Regions from separate parts of the Homo sapiens genome. Here region 2 is linked to region 1. The links are chromatin loops, found by intact Hi-C in ENCODE. Cell type or tissue: psoas muscle. All regions are shown on one strand. Each heading gives the region's core, and the rest is flanking DNA. Links, peaks and the distances in the headings are about the cores only. Region 1 overlaps PRKCA (protein kinase C alpha). Region 2 has its middle 9.9 kb from the start of CACNG5.

The links. Peaks named below come from ENCODE experiments on the same cell type or tissue, not always from the same donor. Only the 100,000 strongest peaks of a DNase experiment are listed, where the experiment ranks them.
Region 2: a loop joins it to region 1, with 1.8 times the contacts of the local background. A loop is called at or near these places in 2 of 110 quality-filtered maps.

What each region holds. Positions count from the first base shown.
Region 1 is chr17:66,735,316-66,740,694 of GRCh38, reverse strand. It overlaps PRKCA (protein kinase C alpha), which reads right to left. Exons shown (of 17, transcript NM_002737.3): 10 at 5,033-5,206; 11 at 1,840-1,931. Among named protein-coding and RNA genes, the nearest start is that of MIR634, 49 kb to the left of the region's middle. In psoas muscle, for the core only: no CTCF peak of the experiment used is centred there; a DNase peak (open chromatin) is centred at 3,004.
Region 2 is chr17:66,822,527-66,827,905 of GRCh38, reverse strand. No RefSeq gene overlaps it. Among named protein-coding and RNA genes, the nearest start is that of CACNG5, 9.9 kb to the left of the region's middle. In psoas muscle, for the core only: no CTCF peak of the experiment used is centred there; no DNase peak of the experiment used is centred there; H3K27me3 peaks cover 801 bases.

The sequences.
Region 1 (5,379 bases), core at 264-5,263:
ATTTTACAATCTGAGTATTTTAAGGCTTTATAACTACAACATAAGACAGAAGAAAAGGACAGGCATTTCTGAAAACTGAAAAGGAACAATCAATAAAGGCAGAAAAATCCCCCTTCACACTTTTAAAGCTTGCAACCAAAGATTTCCCTATTCTGCCTTCAGTTAATCTTCCCTAGGGTGCATAATCCCTCGCAGGCCAAAAATTCTTCCAATGTGTCTCTTAGATGGCACAGCAGCCAGAATCCTATTAACAGGTGCTGACTTCATTCATCAGGGTACATGCCCCCGAGGTTTCCTCACTGCGGAACTAAACTCGCCCTTTGTTTAGGCTTGCTCCACTGGTGTTTCCTGAGACTTCCTGGCCCCTGAGAGGTGAGATGATGTTTTCCAGCACCAAAGTTCCAGCTCCCCACACCCCTCAGATGAATCTCTCATCTTCACCTGGAGCCCACGTCTTCCTCCTGTGCTGCCGACTCCCGCATCCCATCATGCAGGTGCGTTCCAATAAAACGTTCTTAACTGAGCTCATGAATCTCCCCCCTCAAACCACCTCCTCCTTGGTGGCTGCCCCGACCCAAGCCTGAAATGGGGTCTCACTGGAAGAGGTTTATCTCTTCTCTCCTCCATAGTCAATAAGTTCTGCTTTTCTTCCTCCAGGGTGTTTTTCAAAGACACTTATTCCTCTTTGGCTCCAAGGTCTAGCCCTAACTACAGCTCCATTCCTTCTTATCTATAAAGGGTCTCACCAGCGCCTGCACCAGCCTCTACCATTTCCTTTCATGCTTCCTTCTTCCCCCAGAGAGCTCTGCAAAAACTGAATCTGATGGTGCAAGCCCCACTGCAGTGCCTTCCCTCTTCCCTCCTCCACAGCCAGGCTCCTTACCAGGCTCTTCACCCAGAGCCCCACCTACCACGTTCCCCCCTTCCCCCGCCCCTCAAATAATCTCACAGCATCTCCCACACCTGCTGAGCTGCAAGGCTGCTTCCCTGGACTTGCTTCTGCCTCTGTTCACATCTCTTCCTGGAAGGCTCTTCCCCCACCTCTGAGCCGGTCATTTCGTGGGGTTGCACTTCCCTCTCCCCGATTTTTAGGGGCTTACGTGTTATCCTGGTATCCTGCGCAAGTCTCTAAAGTTACAGCAACGCACTATTAATTGTTAGGTGACTTCTCCACCTCCAGGGTGGAGTGTAAACTCCCTCTGGAAAGGGAGCACCTCGTTCCTTTCGCAACCCCAGTGCCTGGTGCAGAGCAGGTGTGTGATAACCATTTGTTCAACAGATAAGAATAACTCCATCAACAAGGGTGGACCTGGGTGATGATGGGATATGGCAACATCTCCAGTTTATTGGAAATACTGGAAATAGAATAAACTGCTCCTTAGGAACCATCTTAGATGGATCCTACCAGTATATCTGCCCTCCGCCTCCCATGTTTAGGTTTATAACATTCAACCTAAAACTGGGCAGAATCCCACTTTCCCATTTCACCCAGCAGAAGTTCCCAGTTGGGGCTGGGCATGGTGGCTCACTCACGCCTGTAATCCCCGCACTTTGGGAGGCCGAGGTGGGCAGACAGCTTGAGCTCAGGAGTTCGGGACCAGCCTGGGCAAGATGGTGAAACCCCATCTCTACCAAAAACAGAAAATTAGCCAGGCATGGTGGTGTGTGCCTGTAGTCCCAGCTACTCAGGAGGCTGAGGTGGGAGAATCACCCGAGCCTGGGAGGCAAAGCCTGAGTGACAGAGTGAGACCCCCAATCTCAAGCGGGGGGGAAAAAAGGAAGTTTCCAGTTGGTAGGACTTGGTTGTTCAAATTAAAGGACTTAAAAAATAATACTCACACTGCTTGTGGTTCCTTAAATTTTCCTACTTGCTGAATGTGGTACATGAGGTCCCCACCGTTGACATATTCCATGACGAAGTACAGCCGATCCTGCAGACCAAGGTTCAACACATGAGCAGGGCTCCTCCCCAGCCAAGTGGCTTCCTTTGCTCTTCACAGGTTGTGTTTTGCTTTCTCATTAGTTAAATGGGGACTGCATGGGCAGATGTGCTCAGTTTAGAGCTCTTTCACATTTTTTTCCAAAGAAAGAATAAGTAATAAACCCTACTGCATGAGGGCCTTGGGAAGTATAAAGTCATTACATAACCCTGAAATAATGGCTCTCCATCAACGTGCCTTCCTGTTACATATGCTATTATAGTAACGGCCTTGAACATTCTTCCCTATCTTCCTATACATATAATAAATTTCTAAGTAAGGGATGGTGTGAGGAATCCACATAAGGCAATTATTTCATTTTAACTAGTGCTTCTCCATGGTCCAAATGTTTAAAGGCTGGTTTGCAGTGTCTGGGAGGCGTGCCATACTAATGTAGTATCGTGTTTAAATGGATACTCCTGAAAACACATCTCTCAGGCTTAGGATTACACATGCTCAATATATTTACTGGACATGGGACAGGGGACTCTAGATGGAGATGCTAATCAAATGTTCTTTTGCATCTGTAATATGCCCAAACACTGTTTTTCTATTTTCTCTGTCACTGGTAGGCTAAGTGTTGGCCCCATGATGGGCATGTATCATAGACCCAAATAAATCTGCATATTCCTGAGGACATTATGCTGGGACAGATAGGAAGATGGAGGGGTTTAACAGTGAAATAATGACCTCTGCTCTCTGCTAGAAAACATCCCCATTTCACAGAGGATATTAAACATTAAAGTGCTGCACAGGGAGAAAAAAATGATGAAGCTGGTGCTAATAGCCAGGAAGCAACCCTGGGAGCCCCAGTCTCTAGCTTTCCTGTTATGAACTTTAATTTCATCTTCATTTCTTTGTTTTGTAGCTTTCCAGAGCTTAATCAGGGTAACCAGGGTTACAGGCTCTGGGCTGGGATTCAGAGCTGTGGTTGTCTCTTCCGAGCATGCTGCTCTCATCTCTCCCTGGCGTGACTTGATTCAGAGTCAGTGGGAACGGCTGGGAGCAGGAAGCTCAACGTGCCGCCAGCGCTAGGCTGACACGTAGTGGCCGGCGCCTGACTCCGCGGCCACTGCTACACACCCAGAGGCTCCGGGTGGCTGCAAAGCCATTTTGAGATTCTAAAACACAAAAGCACTGAGAGGTTCCTCCCAAGAGTTTTCAAAGAGGCATAAGACAGAAAGTCAATCTCTGATCAATGGGCAGTTGAAAATAGTAATAATCGCATCAATTACAGCTACTGATTATGGAGTCATATTTTAAATGGGCAGCCTCTGAGGAGTGGAAAGACCAGCTTTGGCAACGTCTCACTATGGTGGCATCTAAACATCTATGTTTCTTTTTTTTCTTTTTAAGACAGAGTCTTGCTCTGTTGCCCAGGCTGGAGTGCAGTGGCGCCATCTCGGCTCACTGCAAGCTCCACCTCCCGGGTTCACGCCATTCTCCTGCCTCAGCCTCCCGAGTAGCTGGGACTACAGGCGCCCGCCACCACGCCCGGCTAATTTTTTTTTTTTTTTTTGTATATTTAGTAGAGACGGGGTTTCACCGTGTTAGCCAGGATGGTCTCGATCTCCTGATCTCGTGATCTGCCCGCCTTGGCCTCCCACAGTGCTGGGATTACAGGCGTGAGCCACCGCGCCCGGCCATGTCTGTTTCTTGTAGGCCACTTGCAAGCCCTGCAACGGACTGATTAGTGCTTTGGAATGTCCTTTTTTGTCCTCTGTTTAGTTTTACTTTACGACAGAGCTCAGCAAACTTTTTCCACAAAGGGCCAGACAGTATGTATTAATATTTTAGGCTGTGAGTGTCTCTTGCAGCAACTCAACTCTGCCTTCATGGTGCAAAAGCAGCTGTAGATGACAGGTACACGAAGGAGTGTGGTGATGTCCCAAAACAGCTGTTTATGGATGCTGAAATTTAAAATTTGACCTAATTTTCACGTGTCACGATATATGACTCTTTGGATTTCCTTGTTGTGACCTTTCCTAAACTCACAAGCCATAGAGAATAGGCCACAGTTTGCCAGTCCCTGTTGTGTGGCATTGAACAAGAACATGCTCTTTTACAAAATCAAGTCTCCTTATGCTCCAATGCCATGTTTGGCAGTGGAACCAGTGGTCTTAAAAAGCCAAGACTGTGGCCAGGTGCGGTGGCTCATGCCTGTAATCCCAGCACTTTGGGAGGCCGAGGCGGGTGGATCACCTGAGGTCAGAAGTTCAAGACCGGCCTGGCCAACATGGTGAAACCCCATCTCTACTAAAAATACAAAAATTAGCCGGGCGTGGTGGCAGCGGCCTGTAATCCCAGCTACTCGAGAGGCTGAGGCAGGAGAATCCCTTGAGCCTGGGAGGTGGAGGTTGCATTGAGCAGAGATCGCACCATTGCACTCCAGCCTGGGGAAGAGAGAGTGACTCCGTCTCAAAAAAAAAAAGCCAAGACTGTGAGTTTTTTTGTTTGTTTGTTTTTGTATCCCAAAGTCTGAGCACAGTACCAGGCATGAAGAAAACCTTTCATGGAAATGTTTGCTGAATTAAGGCCAGGCACAGTGGCTCACACCTGTAGTCCCAGCACTTTAGGAGGCCAACGTAGGGGGATCGTTTGAGCTCAGGAGTTTAAGACCAGCCTGGGAAACATGGTGAAACCCCCGTCTCTACTAAAAATACAAAAATTAGCTGAGTGTGGTGGGGTACATCTGTGGTCTCAACTACTTGAGACTGCAGTGGGCCGTGACTGTGCCACTGCACTCTAGCCTGGGCGAGAGAGTGAGATCCTGTCTCAAAAAAAAAAAAAAAAAAGAAAGAAAGAAAGAAAAAGAAAAAGAAATGTTTGCCGAATTAAATGGCATGAATGCCAAGCAGAGGACATCACAGAGAAGGCATGCCCCAAATCTACCAGTGAGAGAGGTGGGAGGTGGTCCCCAGTCACCTCTGCTTGACATCACAACACACCTTTCTCCAGCCTTCTCCAAAGGAACAAGGATGCTAAGAAGCTTTGGGCTGAGGCGTAGCTCTGAGAGCTGGGTACTGCATCGCAGGGATTCCCAGGGTCCTTACCACTGTCTGGAAGCAGGAGTGCAGCTGCGTCAAGAACGGGGGTTTGTCAAGCAGGGCCAAGACTCGCTTTTCTACCATGGTGCACTCCACGTCATCATCCTGAATCACCACATCCTTCTTCAGGATTTTGATTGCATACAGTTCTTCTGTGCCCTTCCTGTCGGCAAGCATCACCTGAGAACACGTCAAGAACAACCTGAACACTTGTAAGCACATATCTTGGGGGGCAGAGGGAAGGAACCAGGCCAGGTGACGGCTCAGTGACAGTTTGTGCACCTTTGTCAATGTGGAACATAAAAATATTAAACTTTATGTGCAAATTTGTAAATTCTACACATCACTACAAA
Region 2 (5,379 bases), core at 301-5,300, 87 kb before region 1:
ACATTGTGGGTGATAATTATATTCTTCTTCATACTTTCCTATATGGCTCAAGGTTTTTTTTTTACCATGATCATATAGTCAGAAAAAATAACATTTATTATTATTTTTTATACTGTGTTAAAATATGCAGAACGTAAAATTTACCTTTGTAACCATTTTTAAAGTGTGTAGTTTATTGGCTTTAAGTACATGGACATTATCACCATCATAGAAAACATTTTAAATGTAACTTGAAACTTGAAATTTTCTGTCCAGATTGAAGTAGAGGTTTGGAAGCTAGAATTTTCACATTGCAACTTGAACATCTCTCAATGGCCTCTTGAAATTAAACAAAAACTAGGGTATGCTCCACGGAAACATTGAAGATGGCTGTATCAGTCAGGACTGTTTCGATGGCAAGTGACAGAAAACCAGGAAAGTGAATGAATGGACTCAGATCACTGGCGTCTGGACTGGAAAGTGTGATGGGAACAGGTCCTCAGGAGAAACTTGGAGACAGCTATTGGAAGAAGGGGCAAATGTTGTTTACTAAAGCAACCGGTACAGCTGTCCTGTAGAGCTTAAGGAAGAATACAATACTTTTAGAATGCACCCGTCCAGCCGCCTGCCCAGGCTGGTGTAACTATGATGCTAATTTTTTTTAATTAAGAAACAAATTGTATTGAGATAAAATCATGAATTCATAACATAAAATTAACCTTTTAAATTGAGCAACTCAGTGGCATTTAGTACATTCACAGTGTTATGCAACTACCATCTCTATCTAGTTCCAAAACACTTTAATTACCCCAAAAGGAAATCCATGCTCTTTAAGCCGTTATTCCCCATTGTCCCCCGCCGGCAACCACCAATTTGCTTCCTGTGTCTGTGGAGTTGATTATTCTGAATATTTCATGTAAGGAGGATGGCTTCATACATAACCCTTTGTATCTGGCTTCTTTTACTTAGCATAAGTTTCGGAGGTTCATTCACATTGAAGCATGCATCAGGACTTTGTCCCTTTTTTCTGATCGAGTAATATTCGTGTGTGTGTGTGTGTGTGTGTCACAATTTGTTTATCCATTCATACACTGATGAACATTTGAGTTGTTCCACCTTTTGGCTATTGTGAATAGTGCTGCTGGGAACATTGGTGTACATGTACTTGTTTGAACACCCGTTTGTACTTCTCTTGGGTATATATGTTGGAGTGGAATTGCTAGGTCATATGGTAGCCCCATGTTTAACTTTTAGAGGAATGGAAAGGCTGTTGACCATAGTGACTGCATCCCGCCAATTATGTAGGAAGGTTCCAGTGTCTGCACATCCTCATCAATACTTGTTATTTTCCTTGTTTGGTTGGTTGTTGAGACTCTAGCCATCCTAGTGGGTATGGAGCCTATGACACTGGTTTTGTGCAAGCCTCCTGAGGAAATGGCAAGGGATGGTGAGCCCCCAGGTAGGAAACACCCGCTGCTGAAATCCAAGCAATGTTGCTTTGCCACAGGCTCCAGCTGCCTTTCTGGAACCAGCAAAGCTATGTAGGATTCATCTGAGCTTGGTTATAGGAAGTGGGACTCCACCTGGGCACGGCAAATAGGCCTCTTAGAAAACGGGCCTGTCACACCAGTTAGAATGGCAATCATTAAAAAGTCAGGAAACAACAAGTGCTGGAGAGGATGTGGAGAAATAGGAACACTTTTACACTGTTGGTGGGACTGTAAACTAGTTCAACCATTGTGGAAGTCAGTGTGGCCATTCCTCAGGGATCTAGAACTAGAAATACCATTTGACCCAGCCATCCCATTACTGAGCATATACCCAAAGGACTATAAATCATGCTGCTATAAAGACACATGCACACGTATGTTTATTGCAGCATTATTCACAATAGCAAAGACTTGGAACCAACCCAAATGTCCAACAATGATAGACTGGATTAAGAAAATGTGGCACATGTACACCATGGAATACTATGCAGCCATAAAAATGATGAGTTCATGTCCTTTGTAGGGACATGGATGAAATTGGAAATCATCATTCTCAGTAAACTATCGCAAGAACAAAAAACCAAACACCACATATTCTCACTCATAGGTGGGAATTGAACAATGAGAACACATGGACACAGGAAGGGGAACATCACACTCTGGGGACTGTTGTGGGGTGGCGGAAGTGGGGAGGGATAGCATTGGGAGATATACCTAATGCTAGATGACGAGTTAGTGGGTGCAGCGCACCAGCATGTCACATGTATACATATGTAACTAACCTGCACATTGTGCACATGTACCCTAAAACTTAAAGTATAATAATAAATAAATAAATAAATAATAAATAAATAAATAAATAAAAGAAAACGGGCCTGGCTCCAGTTATCTGGAAGCCTCTAGCTTCTGGAAGCCTCAATGAAGGTTGACACATCGCTCAGCCATCACTTATGAAGACCAGAGATTCTGCTCCCACAGTGTGGTAGAAAAGATTCCCAGCTCCTCAGCCACCACCATCTACTGGGAAGTGCCTAAAATTTCCTGTCAGAGTTTGCTTTTATAGGAGAAAGTTTAGCACAGGCTGTGATCCTGCTCTTGTTCAAGACAATGACAGTTATGGAGGGCCCCCGAGTTGAGAGGGCAACGCTGCTTGCAGCCAGAGGGATGAGTTCAGGAGCTTCAGTCACTGGGAAGCAGCGCCTCTGCCTACCTGGAACTCACTGATGGAGCAGTCCCAGCGGAGGCTCACCAAGGATTAGGAGCATGTGCCTTGGAGTCAGCTGGGTCTCAGGTTGCATCTCATCTTTGTCTGCCACTGTAGCCAAGAACCTTTGGTAAGTTACTTAATCCTTGTAAGTTTTGGACTCATCATTTGAAAAGTGGGCATAATGCTTATAATACCCACCTTGAGAGGCTATTGAGAGAAGGAGGGAGATGCTGTATTCAAAGTGTGCAGCACAAGGCCTGGCCCAAAGTAGCAAATGATTCCTGTTATAATTTGAGTTTTAGTGCATATCCAATTCTAAATCCCTGCGGGGAGGGTCGTGTTTCTAGATCATTCACAGTTGTCTGCTAAAGTGCCAGGCTCCGTCCTGGGAGCAGGTGTTGGTAGTGTGTAATCACAGGAGATGCAGGGAGGGAATAGTAAAGGAAGAACGTTTTCTGGGTGCTGTTGATGAACCTGGTAATGAGTCACCTGGGCATGCTGGGGCCCCTCTGTGGCCCCCCCGGGGGGAAGAAGGGAGGTGCCACCCTACCCAGAAAGGGAGGATGGGGGATACTAGCTTAGATCTCACCTGGTCAGGTGTCTTCTGTGAGTCTGTAGGCATTGCCCAGTGCCAGCCCCTGTGGCCATAGTCAAAAGTTCCTGGCCTGGGTCAGGACCATTCGGTGTCTTCCCTAGACCTCATGAGTGCTGGACTCTGCAATGGGGTCAAGCAATTCTTCCACTGATGGCTCAAGACAACCTCAGAGGAGCGGGAGATACGACCTCTAACCCCTGCCTCTATTCCCATGGGTGGGGGGAGGGTGGAGACCCCCAGCTTTCCCCATGGGATTCCCGGGGATGGAGGACAAACCCTAGTGTCCCAGTCTTATCATGGTTTCTCAACCTCAAGACATTTTTTTTTTTTTTTTTGACAAGGTCTCACTCTGACACTCAGGCTAGAGTGCAGCAACACAATCTTGGCTCACTGCAGCCTTGACCCCCTGGGCTCAGGTGATTTTCCCACCTCAGCCTCTTGAGTAGCTGGGACTACAGGCATGCATCACCACACCCAGCTAATTTTTTTGTATTTTTAGTAGAGATGGGGTTTCACCATGTTGCCCAGGCTGGTCTCAAGCTCCTGGCCTCAAGCAATCTGCCTGCCTCAGTCTCTCAAAGTGCTGGGATTACAGGCATGAGCCACACCCAGCTCAACCTTAAAACTATTGATGTATCATTGATGGGGGCGGGACAGGATGGGGGTCGTGGTGCTGCCCTGTTCACTGCAGGATGGTTAGCAGCCTCTCTGGCCCCTGTCCCTCTAGATACCAGTAGTACCCCTTTCCCAACTGTGACAACCAAAAATATCTCCAGATGTTGCCAAGGTTGGTAATTGCCAGAGTTACCAGTGGGTGAAAACCACTGGGCTAGATGTTAACTGAGACTTTTTTCTGCCTACACATCTATCTGCTGGCTTCAAAGCAAGCGGGCATGGGGGTATGGCCCTATTGATATGGGAAAACATCTCCCCTGGCTCTGAATCCTGACGAATTTCCCTGCTAGTGAAAGACACAGACCCTCACCCCTTTTTTAGTTACTTAAGAGCAAAGTGTCTCACTCCACCAAGTCCTAATTTTCTTCCAAGGACATTATGGTCTGGTGTCACATGAGGACTGAGACTTGCTACTCTTACCATGCTCCTGGTGAAACAGCAGGTTAGTCCCTATTGTACTCATGGAGTGGCCCTCTCCCTCCAGGCCTCACTTTCCTTACAAAGACCCCGCAGTAACCAGCAGTGGCCATCCGCCAATAGATGCTTCTGGATCTCCTAAATGGCCTCTGAGAGAATGGGCTGGAGGAGGTCATTTCACCCTGCACCCATGTAAGGCAGATCAGCAATCTTTTCTTTGTTGTTCCAGTGAGCAAATTAAAAATCAGAGAAATTAAATGCACTCACACAGAGTCCATCAGTGAGTTTAAGACTAAACTGGAATTCATTCATTCAATGTGCCTGGCATGTCCCAGTGGGGTGGGGGTGACCCAGCTACAATCTTCCCACTGCAGGTGCAACATGTTTCTGGACTGTACCCCCGCTTGGTTCTCCAGGGGCATGGAGGTCATTTGGTTGGGAGGCTTGGATGGTCTCCTATGGAGACACCAGCCCCTGCATGTCATAGCAGGGATTCTAGAAACAACCTTGGGGAAAAAAAGAACATATTTCTCCCCCTTCTTGAGGGGTTCTCCACAGCCCCATTTTGCCCATTCTCATAGGTGGCCTCCTGCCCTGCCTTGTGACTCAGTCTCTCTAGGCCCCAAGATTAGAAAGCCATTAACTGTCCAGGGAAGCTTTAACCCAGAGGCACACCTGGGCCAGAAGGATGGGATTAGAGCTATTTGCTCCCCAGGGGACATTTGCCCAATGTCCAGAGGCACTGTGGGAAGAATTATCACTGGCATCTAGTGGGTAGAGGCCAGGGATGCTGTTAAGTATTCTACAAGGCATGGGACAGCCCCTCACAATAAAGAATAATGCAGCCTCAAATGTCAGCAATGTCGAGGTTGAGAGGCCCTGAAATAGATATGATATCAGAGTCACAAGCTTAGAGAAGGGGATGGGCATCTCCCAAAAGGTGAGGGGAGGTTGGGCAGGTGGCAGGGCTCTTACCAGAAGCAGTGAGGCAGCTTGCTGGGTGACCCTACAGCTGC